Linked DNA regions of Mus musculus: region 1 is linked to region 2. Evidence: chromatin contacts called from ENCODE Hi-C or POLR2A ChIA-PET data. All regions are on one chromosome and are shown on one strand. Each heading gives the region's core, a stretch centred on a gene start or an enhancer-like site at or near the end of the contact. The rest is flanking DNA. Distances are from core to core; before and after follow the strand shown.

Evidence for each region. Hi-C counts contacts between places; a loop is a spot of excess contacts on that map. ChIA-PET counts read pairs that join two places held with the same protein, here RNA polymerase II (POLR2A).
Region 1: a loop to region 2 is called in a map of v-Abl transformed pro-B cells, with 2.1 times the contacts of the local background. The contact joins the enhancer-like site here to the promoter of Canx in region 2. A Hi-C loop is called at or near these places in 1 of 37 maps with a recorded cell type or tissue (v-Abl transformed pro-B cells). POLR2A ChIA-PET finds 5 or more read pairs at or near these places in 3 of 5 experiments (Patski and embryonic stem cell).

What each region holds. Positions count from the first base shown.
Region 1 is chr11:50,270,550-50,277,448 of GRCm38, reverse strand. The region is part of intron 1 of Maml1 (mastermind like transcriptional coactivator 1); the gene reads left to right. Among named protein-coding and RNA genes, the nearest start is that of Maml1, 18 kb to the left of the region's middle. Within about 2 kb of position 1,433, at least 1 of the 3 ENCODE cell types and tissues checked has a DNase peak (open chromatin) inside an H3K27ac peak, as active enhancers do.
Region 2 is chr11:50,322,085-50,328,859 of GRCm38, reverse strand. Canx (calnexin) reads left to right here and starts at 3,187. Exons shown (of 15, transcript NM_007597.3): 1 at 3,187-3,367. It overlaps Gm46280 (a long non-coding RNA gene), which reads right to left and starts at 3,108. Exons shown (of 2, transcript XR_001780205.2): 1 at 2,808-3,108; 2 at 1,704-1,987.

The DNA of each region.
Region 1 (6,899 bases), core at 184-2,683, 50 kb after region 2:
CCAGGGCTTTGATGTGCTAAGCAAAGACTCCAGTGAGCTGCATCACCAGCCCTGTAACCTATGTTTTGAAGCAAATCCCAACAATATCAGAAGTGAGGCCTGGGGGCAGGAGAAGTGGCTCAGCAGTTTAGCTGCTCTTCAAAGGATCCAAGTTCAATTCCCAGCAACCACATGGTTCTTCACAACTACTTTTCCAGATCCATGTGATCTGATGCCCTCTTCTGGCCCCTATGGGACTGCATGCTTGTGATGCACAGACATACATACAGGCAAACATTCATACTCAGGGTGTGGTGCATGCCTTTAATCTGTGAGTTCCAGGCCAGCCTGGTATACAAACTGAGTTCCAGGACAGCCAGGGAGGGCTCCATTACATAGAGAAATCTTGTCTTGAAAAATAAAATTAAATAAATAAATAAAGTAAATAAGGTTGAAAAGAGAATCAGACATGGTACAGAAGCAGGAGGATTAAGGCCAGCCTGGGCTATAAAGCAAGACTGTGTATCAAAAACAAAACAAAAGAACATGTACTGTTCTTAGAACCTGGGTTTGGTTTGTAGCTCCCATACCAGGCAGCTCACAAGCACCTATGACTCCAGCTTCAGGCAATCCAACATATTCATTCATGTTCGCACATAAATAGAAATAAAAAATTCTTAAAAATAAAAAGAGGAAAATCCAAGGGGAAAAAGTTGGCAAGGAAAAAGTGGATAAGGATATATCGCCAAGTTTGACAACCTGAGTTCAGTTTCCAGGGCCCACATGGTGGGAAAGAGCTATTGGACTCTCCCCCAAGTTGTCCACACACATGCCTTGCTACATGCACACACAATCCCACAAACACATAAACAAATGTAAAAAAACAATTTTTTTAAGGAAGAAAAGGAGGCAGGCATGGTGGTACATACTTTTTAATTCCAGTACCCAGAAGGCAGAGGCAGAAGCAGAGGCAGATGGATCTCTTGAGTTTGAGGAGTCTGGTCTACAGAGCAAGTTCCAGTACAACCAGGGCTACACAGAGAAACCCTATCTCAAAAAACTGGGGCATTGGGGGATGGGTGGGTAGGTGGGTGGGTGGGTGGTGGAATTTGGAGGACCACTGCAGACGTCCCAATATCAGAATAATAGAAATTACAGTAGGAAAATAAAGTGGGAAATTACCTATATAACTTAATTTTGACAGCTGCAGGGAATGATCTGTCATTAAAGGGTGTGCCTGTGCCCAGACTTAGGTTAGTAAAATAGAGCCATGTCAGTCATGCCATCTCAAAGTTCTGGAAAGAGGGTCCCTTGTGACCCACACCAGCAGTAGAAAACAGGAAGACAGCTGAACAGAGCTTCAGAGTCCTGAGGGGATCTAGGGCAATGGTAAGTGAGGAAGTATGAGCTGGGCATGTGGGAGGAGCTGAATTTGCTTCCCTAGCACACAGTCCATGCTGGGTGAGCGTGGGGGCTCACTGTGGAGCAGAGACAGATGGGCGAGGGCACTTAGCTGGACTTGTCAGAGTACTGAAGTCTGGAGTCACCTGAGAGACCCTGGCTCAGTGGATAAGGTGGTCAGTGATTGAGAAAGATACCTGAATTCAACCTCAGGCCTCTACACACACACACACACACACACACCCCACCCCCACATGCTGCATGTGTGTGGGTCAGAAGGCACTTCCAGGGTTCTGGGGAATAACCTCAGGTTGTTAGGCTTGGAAGCAGGCATATTTACTCACTGAATCATCTAGCTGCCCCTCCCTCGGTTTTAAATAAGAGCTTTAGTGTGATAGTAGTCACATGCTGCCTCATTCTCCCATTTTAGATACCTAGTTCAGTGGGCATGCTAGTCTATTCATAGAGTTGAGCAGTTGTACGTCACTTACAGAACGTGTTCCTAGTAAGAAATGCTACATCTCCTTCAGCTCTTCCTCTCTTCTACAGCCCCCCTCCTCCTCCTCCTCCTTCCTTCCTTCTCCTTTCAGTCCCTGGCAACCACTCAGTCTGTCTACCTTTCAAACTGAGTTTGAGAAGGAATTAGCTCTCCATGCTCACCCTTTATGCCTCCTCACCTGGTAACTTCTGCTTAGGGAATTTAACCAGGGACCCTCTAATTGCTGGTCTGCTGCTCATGTACAGTGCTTACCTTTCTGTTGTATTTGGCCTGCCTTTCTCCTTTATGCTCTGTTTTCTTCTGTCCTCTTGCTTGCTTCCCTTTTCCTGAGTGATAAGGTGTGCTATTAATGTTCCAGCCATGTCCTGCTAATGTCTCTCTCCACAGCACACAGTCAGTATCACTCACTGTTCCTAGATATGACGTGGGAATCCCACAGCCATTTCTTCATGGGTGAGATGAAACTCACCTTGTTCCTCATCGAGGAGGAAGAGGAAGAAGATGATAAAAAGGCATTCGAACTTGCTAGAAAGCCCTACTTCTTTTAAGTAAACTAAACCTTCCAAGTTGTCTTCAGCCTAACTAAAATAGTTCCTTCCCCACTCATAAGGCCTTCTCATCTTTCAGACATTAGTTACACTACTTCAGGATCTGAGAATGTGTCTCTGTTGGTTGAGTCACCCTCAGCTAAAAGAACTTCAAGGCCAGCCTGGGCTACATGAGCTAGTTTAAAAGAGAAAGGGGAGAGACTGCTGGACAGAGTGGCCTTTCCATACTACTTTTGTAGTTTCCTCTTAATCTAAAATGAATTCACAGTAAACACTTAAGGACAATGGAGGCAGGCAGTACCAGTGTACTTGATAAACCTGTTCTCTTCCTAAAAGAAAACAATGTGGGCTGGAGAGATGGCTCAGTAGTTAAGAGCACTGACTGCTCTTGCAGAGGTCCTGAGTTCAATTCCCAGCAACCACATGGTGGCTCACAACCATCTGTAATGGGATTGGATGCCTTCTGGTGTGTCTGAAGATAGCTACAGCGTACTCACATACATGAAACAAATAAATCTTTTTTAAAAAAGAAAAGAAAAGAATGCAATGTGCATTTGCAGCATGGCGACAGTCCCAGCCTTCGGGATGGCAAGGCAGGACAGTCAAAAGTTCAAGACCCGACCCACAATAACACTCCAAAAAGTTTTTAGGCACCAAACTGTAAAGTCGGCTGGAGGGACCTTGCCATCCTCAGAATGTCTCTGGCAAGTGGGAGGGACCTCCAGAGGCCTCATGTACTCCCTGTGCTGGGCTGTTTGCACCCTAATGGGCAACTATTTTAAACTACAGGCAAATGACATAAAAGAGGTAAAATCCTAACAACAGGGTATGTTAGAGGCAGTTCTGTTGTATTTCTTTTTCGTGTTGTTTGTTTTGAGGGATTCTGTGGGTAGCCCAGGTTGTCCTGGAACTTTCTCTGTAGAACTAACTCAAGTCTGGCCTCGAACTCAGAGATAATGCCTGCCTCTACCTCCTGAGTATTGGGATTAAAAAGATGTACAGCAGTACTGCCTAGCTCCTTATGTCTCTCTCCCTCTCTCTCTCTCTCTCTCTCTCTCTCTCTCTCTCTCTCTCTCTCTCTCTCTCTCTCTCTTTGTTTTTTTGATTTTGAGATAGGGTTTCTCTGTATAGCCCTGGCTGTCCTGGACCTCACTTTGTAGACCAGGCTGACCTCGAACTCAGGAATCCGCCTGCCTCTGCCTCCCGAGTGCTGGGATTAAAGGCTTATGTATCTCTTAAAAAAGAACTGCTGTGGGCCTGTGTGGGCTTGTTTTTCTACTGATAGCACCTGGAGGGCTCTTCCCCATTCTTTGCTGAGGGAACATGTGTATGATCTGAAACGCTGATGCACGCCATTTTCCCACTGGGATTTCATCTGCAAGATTGGGCTGAAGGCTCTAAAGCAGATTCCAGTATTTACAAGGATCCTTCCCAAGATAGCCAAACACTGAAAGCTGTAGAAAACATGAGATTTACTGAATTTTACTGGCTGTAACATGGGATCAATGGGTCTCATGTCCTAGGGGTGTTTGAATATTCAGTGGGATCCCAGATTAAGAAACTCAGACAGGGGCTGGAGAGATGGCTCAGTGGTTAAGAGACTGACTGCTCTTCCAGAGGTCCTGAGTTCAATTCCCAGCAATGGCTCACTACCATCTGTAATGGGATTGGATGCCCTTTTCTGGTGTGTCTGAAGACAGTGACAGAGTGGCAAGGTACACTTTGTAAATAATGAATTTTTCCAACAAAAACAGCCGTGAAGCCTCTGAACGTATCTATGCAGAATAGAGCTGTGAGGGAAGGAAGCTGAATTCATTAGGAGTTCTAGCGAGGTGTGGGTATTTGCTACAACCCTAGCATTTTGTAGGCTAAGAAAGGAGGATTATGAGTCTAGGTCAGTCTGAATATACAATGAGTTGTAGTAGGGGAAAGAGCCAAACATGAGGCTTTCTTTTTGTTTTATCCTGTGCTCTGGAGGAGTTCCAGGGAGCCACAGCCTTGGTGCAGCTATGGTATGACTGAGGAGAAAAAACTCAAGGACAGCAGAGCCAAAGCTTGGTGCTGTGAAGACCCAAGAGCAACCAGGAGTCACAGAAGGGCTCGAGAAAAGGAGTGATCACACATTTGCTAGTCACCATCATTATTTGACCCTGGAGTCAAATATGGGTAGGAGCCATGGTACAGCAACACTGGTTCTAGAAATCATTCAAATAGTTCAAAGAGAAGCCCCTGGTGTTAGTGGATACAGCAAGTAGGTGGGGTGAAGAAAAACTTTGGGGTATAAATATAGCTCAGTGGTAAGTGCTTGCCTGGTGTGGAGAGTCCTGTTGACTCCCCACCAACATTAACAACAAGAAGAAAAAGAGCTAGGTATAGTGGTATACTCTTTTAATCCCAGCACTTGGGAGGCAGAGGCAGGTGAAGCTCTGACTTCTAGGCAGTACAGCTTACACAGTAAGTAAAGACCCTTCCTGTCTTAGATGGGTGGGTGGGTGGGTGGGTGGACTGGTGGTTGAACTGGTAGATAAAAGAGAAAATTAAGGAGGGGTAGGTAAAAGGTAAAGGGGGATGGTGGAGACTGCTTTGATATAGGGGCAGGGGTCTCTGGCTTCTGTTTGTGGAACTGGCTGGCTAGTACTAACATCCTCTAAAATAGGAATAAGGAGTGGGGACACTACCTAGGGCTAGATTGCATCTGAAGGCACCTGTGTGCCCTAGGGCAGGTGTGCAGATGGTTATGGAGGGAAGCAGGAGTCTGCAGAGGTGGGTGAGCACAGGATACAGCACATTCCATCCCCTGTGTGCTCCTCACTGTCCCAGGACGGGGTGTATGTGGGAGTTTGCTCTTATATGCTTGGTACTCATTCACATGAAGTGAACAAAACTGGGGGTGCAGACGATGGGGTATGACGGTTGAGTCACTCTGAAAGGAGAAGGGAGAAAAGTCGCTCTGGGCAAAGAGAGGAATGAGTGCCGGAGCCCCGAGGCAGGAATGAGCCTGCACATTTGCAGACCTGCAAGGTTCATGGGGTGCTGTGGGAGCAGGAGAGGTGGTGGAGGGGTACCCTGTGGGAGCAGGAGAGGTGGTGGAGGGGTACCCTGTGGGAGCAGGAGAGGTGGTGAGGGGTACGCTGTAGGAGCAGGAGCAGGAGAGGTGGTAGAGAGGCAGCTGCTAACTTAGCATTCCAGCCAGTGGCATTGGACTTGTTCTGGGTGAGGTGTTCAGCCCTTGGAGCATGAGGAAGAGGGAGGAGATGTGATCTAGGACATGTGTAGTAGGACAGAGGAGAGGACTACACTGCTTCATCCGAGGACAGGGATCAGAAGAGAGAGCTCGGAGGCCAAAAAGAAGGAACTGGGCAGGTGGTGGTAGTGGCACATGCCTTTAATCCTAGAGAGTTCCAGAACAGCTAGGGCTACACAGAGACACAGAGAAACCTTATCTTAAAAAGAGGAAGAGGAGGGAAGCAGGAGTCTGCAGAGGTGGGTGAGCACCAGGATACAGCACATTCCATCCCCTGTGTGCTCCTCACTGTCCCAGGACGGGGTGGGAGAGCAGCAGGGGTGGGCGAGCTGATGCTAAAACAAGACCGTGGACAGGAATGTGAGGCACTTTGAAGAGAGGCTGATACATAGACTCATTAGCTGGCATATGGTGTGGGGCACAGATGACAGAGAAACGGAAGGACTCAAAGTGTGGTCCACATCCAGAGTAGGACGGATGGAAGTCACCTTATAGAGGACCTGAGGGACGCAGTGGGTGGTATGTGGCCGGGGAGGAAGGAGGAACAGCAACAAGAAGAAATGGTGGCCACTAATTAGGGGATTGCTGACATCTTGGCCAGGTACAGTGTGTGTGCACTTGTAATCTCAGAACTCAAGAGCTAACATAGCCAGATGTATAACCAGTGAGACCCTAGAACAAATCCCAGGCAGGTGGGAACAGCGATTTTAAGAGTGTTGCTCTTCCTGAGAACCTGGGTTCAGTTCCCAGCACTTACATGATAACATATAAGCCTCTGTAACTCTAGCTTTAGTGGACTAGACACCCTCTTCTGGCCTCTGTGAGCACCAGGCACAAACATAGTGCTTTTAGATGCATGCACATAAAATAAAAGTGATCTTTAAAATCTTAGTAGTAGTTTGGAAGAGACCTTGTAAAGAATGATGGGGGTGTTGCCCACAAGCCAGGATGCTGATTTTTGTCTGTAAGGTATGAATGACTATAGCTTCAGAGCTGTGCTGATATCCTGGAGACCTCCCCCTAGAGTTGAATTTGGTGGGTAGCATCAAGAATCTCTGGCCTTCCTGTAGGAGAGCTGGCCCACGTGGGGTGGGAATCAGGACTAAGGATGCCATTATAGAGACACTAGATATTCTGCGGACCACAGCTACCCAATTACATCATCCCATGGAACAGTACCCCATGGAACTAGATCATTCTAGAATTCTCTGTATCTCTAAGCTCAGCA
Region 2 (6,775 bases), core at 1,938-4,437:
ATTCCTTTTAAAAGAAAGAAAGAAAAACAAACAACAACAACAAAACAGCCAGTGCTCTTACCCACTGAGCTATTTCTCCAGTCCCAAGAACATTATTTGGTTAAAAAAAAAGAAAGAATAGGGTGGTGGCGGTTCACAACTTTAGTTCCAGCACTTGGGTGGCAGAGACAGGCAGATCTCTGAGTTGGAGGCCTGCCTGGTCTACAGAGCGAGTTCCAGGACAATTAGAGCTATACAGAGAAACCCTGTTTCAAAAAGTAAAAAAGAAGACAGATAGACAGACAAATAGACATGTATGAAATTATTGAAGGATAAGTAAAAGAAAAATTTCTAACAAAACAAGGGCATGGTGCACATGCCTGTGACCCCAGTGCCGTTGCAGGCAGAGACAGGAAGTGCAATGGGGCATGCTGGCTGCCGGCCTAGTTCCAGGTACAAGGAAGAGATCCTGTCTACAGTGCCTCAATGGATTCAGGTGGAGAGTGATAAGGACCTACTAATCTTGCTTCCATATACACAGACATATGCAAGTACAGCACACTCATGGAGCCCTCAAACCCACACAAATTATAATGAGAAAAGAAGGAACAAGTGCAATTAAGAGAAAAGAGGGGCTGGAGAGATGGTTCAGTGGTTAAGAGCACTGACTGCTCTTCTGGAGGTCCCGAGTTCAAATCCCAGCAACCACATGGTGGCTCACAACCATCTGTAATGTGACCTGATTCCCTCTTCTGGTGTCTGAAGACAGCTACAGTGTACTTACATATAAATAAATATGTTGTTTTGTTTTGTTTTTTTGTTTTTCGAGACAGGGTTTCTCTGTGTAGCCCTGGCTGTCCTGGAGCTCACTTTGTAGACCAGGCTGGCCTTGAACTCAGAAATCCACCTGCCTCTGCCTCCCAAGTGCTGGAATAAAATATATCTTTAAAAAACAAAAAGACAAAAGAAATAGCTCCTAATTTAAAAGGTATAATGAAGCTGGAGATGGGTGGGTTCTCAGTAATAGTTTAAGAAGCATCTCAGCGAGTGAAGATTTCTTACAAACCATCGAAACTAACTCACTCTCAAGACCATTAGGCTGTAGATTTCTTACAAGCCAGTAAGAAAAGCCTAGAATAGAAAAATTGGACAAGCTCCATGAACAGACAATTAAAAGGAATCTACATGATCAGTGCAAAATGTTTAATGAATCTGTGATAAAATAAGTTGTATTTTCTACCAATTAATTTGACAGGGCCTGATTAGTGTGTACAAAGAAATGATCAATAGTAATGTAGCCAGTGAGAAAAAAAAAACTGGGTGGAAACATGAGTACTGTTGCTTCAAGTAGGATCAAATCAAGTAAGAGAGATTGGGGATGAAGACATTGAGAAAGAATTAAGACTTAGAGACTGATGTCTAACCACTTATATTTTTGCTGACTGTTCAACACCAAGCTTCTAGAAAATTTTAGATAAGTAATAACTTGTGTTGGATGAATAAGCTATCTCTGATAAATAAGGCTCATCAATTCCTGAAGGTCTACTCAGGTTAACACTAACTGACTTGAAGGTATATGCCTAGTCTCTTTGTATTTGCTAACTTTGTTAAGGTTTAGCTGTTTGGATAAACTGAAACATAAAAGAAACTTGTAATATTCTATAATGACACACCATGAACAGACCAGAAGACTGACGTTCCCAGTCTCTTTGTGGACAGTATAGTTTAGAGCCATCATGTCCTCATTTTTATTAAAATTTCACATTTATTAATGTATGTATGTGAATTTGTATAGAGGTCAGAGTACAATTCAATCTCTTCTTTCACCACGTTGAGTTCTGGGAATTAAATTCAGGCCATCAGGTTTGGTGGCAAGTGTCCTTACCTGCTGAGCCATCTCCATTGCTCCCAAAACATTTTTAGTATATGGATCCCCCAAATACCTGAGAGTCACTTTTTTGCTCTTCTGTACAATTTTCTCATCTCAAGAACTTCCTTCCAACTCCACCTACAGAAAATTTGCATATCTATGAGGTCCAGTTCAAGTCTTTGTCAGTTTAGACAGAAAAGTTCTGCCTCAACTCCTCTACTCCTTCAGTACTGACATATTTTAACACCTCTCTGCAGAAGTCGATTTTTTGGCTTTCTTAAATTCAAGGCCATCTTGGGTAACACAAGCCAGAACTCAACCTAAGTAAATTTAGAATTTTTTTTTAAATTATGTGTACTGCCTGTGCCAAGCTGGCTTCAAATTTTCATTTTGAACATGCTCTTTATAAGGCAAATAAGGAAAGCAATTTCTCTTCTTTAAAATTAGGGAGAGAGAATTGGCGGTTACTAAATTGACCCAAACATCAAATCCTTACTGCCTTTCTCTTGGGGTGGCAGGAACAAAGCTCGTTTCACATGTAGAAAAACCTGCTGTTTCTTTCCACATTATTCAAAGCTTTGGGTCACCAAATACAACCCGAGGCGATCAGGATTCTCAAGGATCTAGCCAAATCCTTAGCCACTTCAATCTTACAGCGTTATCAGCATATTGAAAAACGAGTGGGTTATGAAAAGGCTATTTTAAATCTGCACATGGCATCACCCTTTTCCTCAACTCTGTCGCTTAGGTATGTCTGATTTTAACGACTAAAATCAGGAAACAGCACGGGCACATGGGAAAGTGACTCCATGTGGCTTGATTGTGAATCTAGGTAGTGTTTTGTTAGGTAAAGAGGTCTCAGGCTCCTGAGCTCAGGGCGATGACTCCGCAGGAAAGGCGGTGTCTGCTACCCAGAGGGATTTCACTCACTGCGCAAGCACACCGCCCGACCTCTCACCATTTGTGATGAAGGCCATAGGTCCCAGGCGGGGTTGGGACAGAGTTCCTAACTCAATGGGTCGGAAAGCCGTCTTCTGGATGTCCAACACACCCGCCCTGAGGGACTAGGGCGACCCACGCGAGAACGCGTGCCAGATCCGTCCGCCCTCCGCGGCGCGCGCCCGCCCGTTTGGTGACGGCCCGCCTTCCTCCTTCATACCCAATCAGCAACCACTTCCTGCCTCGCTATTGACCAATCACCACGCTCCACGAAGAATAGCCCTAGGGGGCGTATGGGAAGGCGCTTCGAGCGATGGCTGTATCTACCAATAAATTCTTAGATCTTGCGCAAAGGGGCGGGATCTGACGTTCGTTTTAGCCACTCAGGAACGAGGGGCGGACGCGGGGTTGGGCTTCGTGCGGTGGGGCTCGCTCGCGCGGCGGCCGTAGCCGAGGCCTCTTAGTTCTGCGGCACGTGACGGTCGGGCCGCCTCTGCCGCTGTCTCCACTGCAGCACGGGGCCGGGTGTGCGGGTGGGAGAAGGTGAGGGAGCCGCCAGTGGTCCCCGGGAGGCTCGAGGTGAGACGGGAAGCGTGTGCGGGGATCTCAGGCCCGGGACGAGCCTTGGGGGACTGGGCGAGCGGCGCCGTGGCGGAGGGGGTCGGGCGTGGCTGTAGGCTCGACGACTGAGGGGTCGGGCGGGCTTTCGAATGGCGCAGGCCTGGGCGGACGCGCAGGGCAGTGAGGAGAGCGGCCGGGTTAGAGAGGCTAGCCTGGGCAGCGCCGCCGGGGTCGGGAGGCGTGGCAGGTGTCCTGGGGTTTCCCTTGACCTCTGAGAAAGCTAACAACTTCCTACGGCTTTGCTTCTAGAGCTTTCTTAGGCCCTGGCCAGGCCCACCCAGAGGTGGGCTGAGTAATCCGGTACAGGTGTGGTATTAGAATTCGGCCTAGTAGGTAGCCCAAATAGCAGGGAAAGGTGAAGTAAATCCAGAGATAAGCGTTACAGATTAGAAAATAACTTGCCCAAAGGGAAGACTGGACCATAGCATCCTGATGAGGGAGTAGAATGTACTAGAACGTGTACCGCTTGAGAAACTTAAGGCTTAACTATTAAAGCACCTGCCTATTCGGTGGTGGATAGATAGTAATCCAGTGTGGGTGTTCACAGGACCTTAAGAGCAGGAGATACAAGCGAAAGTTCAGTTAGTGAGGGGAGGAAACTGAGGCCTAGAAGTTTGAAATGACTGGCCCAAGGTCATACAGGTAGTTCTAGTCATCCAGTTGGGATTGTAACTGAGCACTAGACCGTTTGGGTTAAAAGTCCTGGTTCAAGCACCTAACTGCAATTAATCGGGGGAGTGGGAATTTGGGAGATTTTTTTTTTCTACTTTAGGGCTCAGTCCCCAGGAGTAGACAGAATGACTGATGGGCCTTGTATTGAATTCCGAGGGAATGGGAATGAGAAATTGGATGTGTAGTAAAGGTTCAGTGGGTAGGAATCGAACTGGCTTCTTGAAATCCGAATGCCTTGGTCATTACACTGATACACTAATGTTTATATTGAAGGCCTGTGTGCCAAGACCTGAGGACACATTGATGACACTTTGTGTATTAACTGCTGGTCATGACACTAGTGATTGCATTGCTAGTTGTGTGAAGTTAAACCAAACTGAATACTAAAAGCTTGGCAAAGTTGAGCTACAGTCTCTTTACCCTTCAGAAATGGAAGAATCTGCCTGTTTTTTAAAAATAATTTGCCCTCCCACCCCTTTAAAGGGGGACAAGTTGGGTTACCTTAAAAATCTTTGTATATTTTCCAGTAACCTTTGAAAGGGCATGAACAGAATCAATTCTCATGTTGTACTTATACTGTAATTAAGCTTACAGGCCAGGCAGGGGTACACTACAGGTGAGCCAGGCCCTGAAGAACTGTATATAGTAGTGAGCCATTCACAATAGGAGTTTACCGAACTGTCTGTGAATGGGTGTCACCTCCTTGCTATCTTAACTCAACAGTGCAATTAACTCCTTAATCTTTCAAGAGCCACAAGGCATGTGCATCTTGACAACACACCTTGCATCCTTGTCCTGCAGAGGTCACTTGCCCAGTAAGAGAACTTTGAGGGAGTAGAGTGGCAGTTGCTAAGAATAACTGCAGAAGACTGTCCAGCATGATAACTTTAATTCCTATCCTTTAAAAATGGGAATGAAAGAAAGAAAGAAAGAAAGAAATGGGGATGAGTGTGCTACTTGCTTTGCCTTTGAGAGGGCAGATACTAAGAAACTGTTTGGGAAAGTGTAAGGAAATGGACAAATAGTATTGGCAGCTCATAAAAAGTCCTAAGAAGTAATTAAAGTGCCAAAGATAGTTGTAGTCTGTATAGCTTACTGTAAAACTCATTAGGAAAATGCTTGTTAAATGCTTTGTTATTGCTACAAATGCTAGGAAAGAATTTTTAGGCTTATTTAATTTTCTGTGTATGTGTGTTTTGCCTGCATGTATGTCTGTGTACCATGTGTGTGAGACCCATCATATTGGTGCTGGGAATCAAACCTGGGTCCTCTGGAAGAGCAGCAACTATGTCTTCAGCCCTGAAATTTTTCTTTTTTCTTTTTTTTTTTTTTTAAGGAATCTAGACAATTTTTATATTGTATTCTTGTCTTTAAAAAAAATCATTTTAAGATTTATTTAGGGCTGGAGAGATATCTCATCGGTTGGGGGCACTGGCTGTTCTTCCAGAGGTCCTGAGTTCAATTCCCAGGAACCACATGGTGGCTCACAGTCATCTCTAATGAGAGCCGATGCCCTCTTCCGGTGTGTCTGAGGACAGTGTACTCATATACATGAAATAAATCTTTAATATGTGTGTGTGTACTATGTACATATATATATATATTTAAAAATATGTGTATGTTGGTGTGAATATATATGCAATATATTATTCATGGGGGCCAGTAAAGGGCATTATATTCTCTAGAGTTGGAATTACAAACAGTTGTAAGCTGCCCAACTGGGAATTCAACTCTTAATCACTGAGCCATCTCTCCATCCTGCGTATTCACATCTTAAAGTGAATTAATAGGAAAAAGTTTCTTTTAAAAAAAATCACTTATTAGCTGGGTGGTGTGGTGGTGGCTCACCTTTGATCCCAGCATGAGGGAAGCAGAGGCAGATTTATCCCTGACTTCAAGACCACCCTGGTCTACAGAGTGAGTTCCAGGACAGCCAGGGCTACAACAGAGAAACCCTGTATCAAACAAAACAAAACGAAACAAAAACAAAAAACCCACCACCACCAAATTACTCCTATGTTTCTGTTAATGAAAACAAATCCAAGAAGGTGGTATATAATTCTTGGCCTAGGCCCAGGGTTCCATTCCCAACACATGAAGCAGAAACCCCCAAATATGACATGTGAGTAAGGTATAGGTCTCATTTATAGAGCAGGTCACACTGTTTCTCAGGATGTTGTTCTGTCTTTGTTATCCTACCTCATCCCCCAAATACTGAGGATGGACTCTAGAGCCTTGAACTTAGCAATTAGGAAAACACCACTACTTAACTATCTCCTCACTGTAAGGTGATCTTGAATTTCTGAGTTCACTTAGTCATCCAAATTCAGCCTCCCAAGTAACTGGGACTGCAGGGGTATGTAATCATGCATACTTTTTAAAAATTATTTTTTAATAGATGAGCATATAAAGTTGTATTTTTCCCCATTAAATGTAATTCTCAGAAGATACTTTATCTTTTGTTTGTGCATGCATGTGCCATGGCATTTGAACTTGTATGGAAGTTGGTGTGATATTTCTGGAATTTTTTTTTTCAGTATGGGTATTAGGGATTGGACTCAACCTGTTAGGCTTCTTGACAAGTGCCTTTACCCTCTATGCCTTCTCTCTGGCCTCTAATCATGCATTTCTATGTGTATGTACACATGAGTACAGAATCCCCCAGAGCTAGAGTTAAAGGCACTGGTAAAGGAT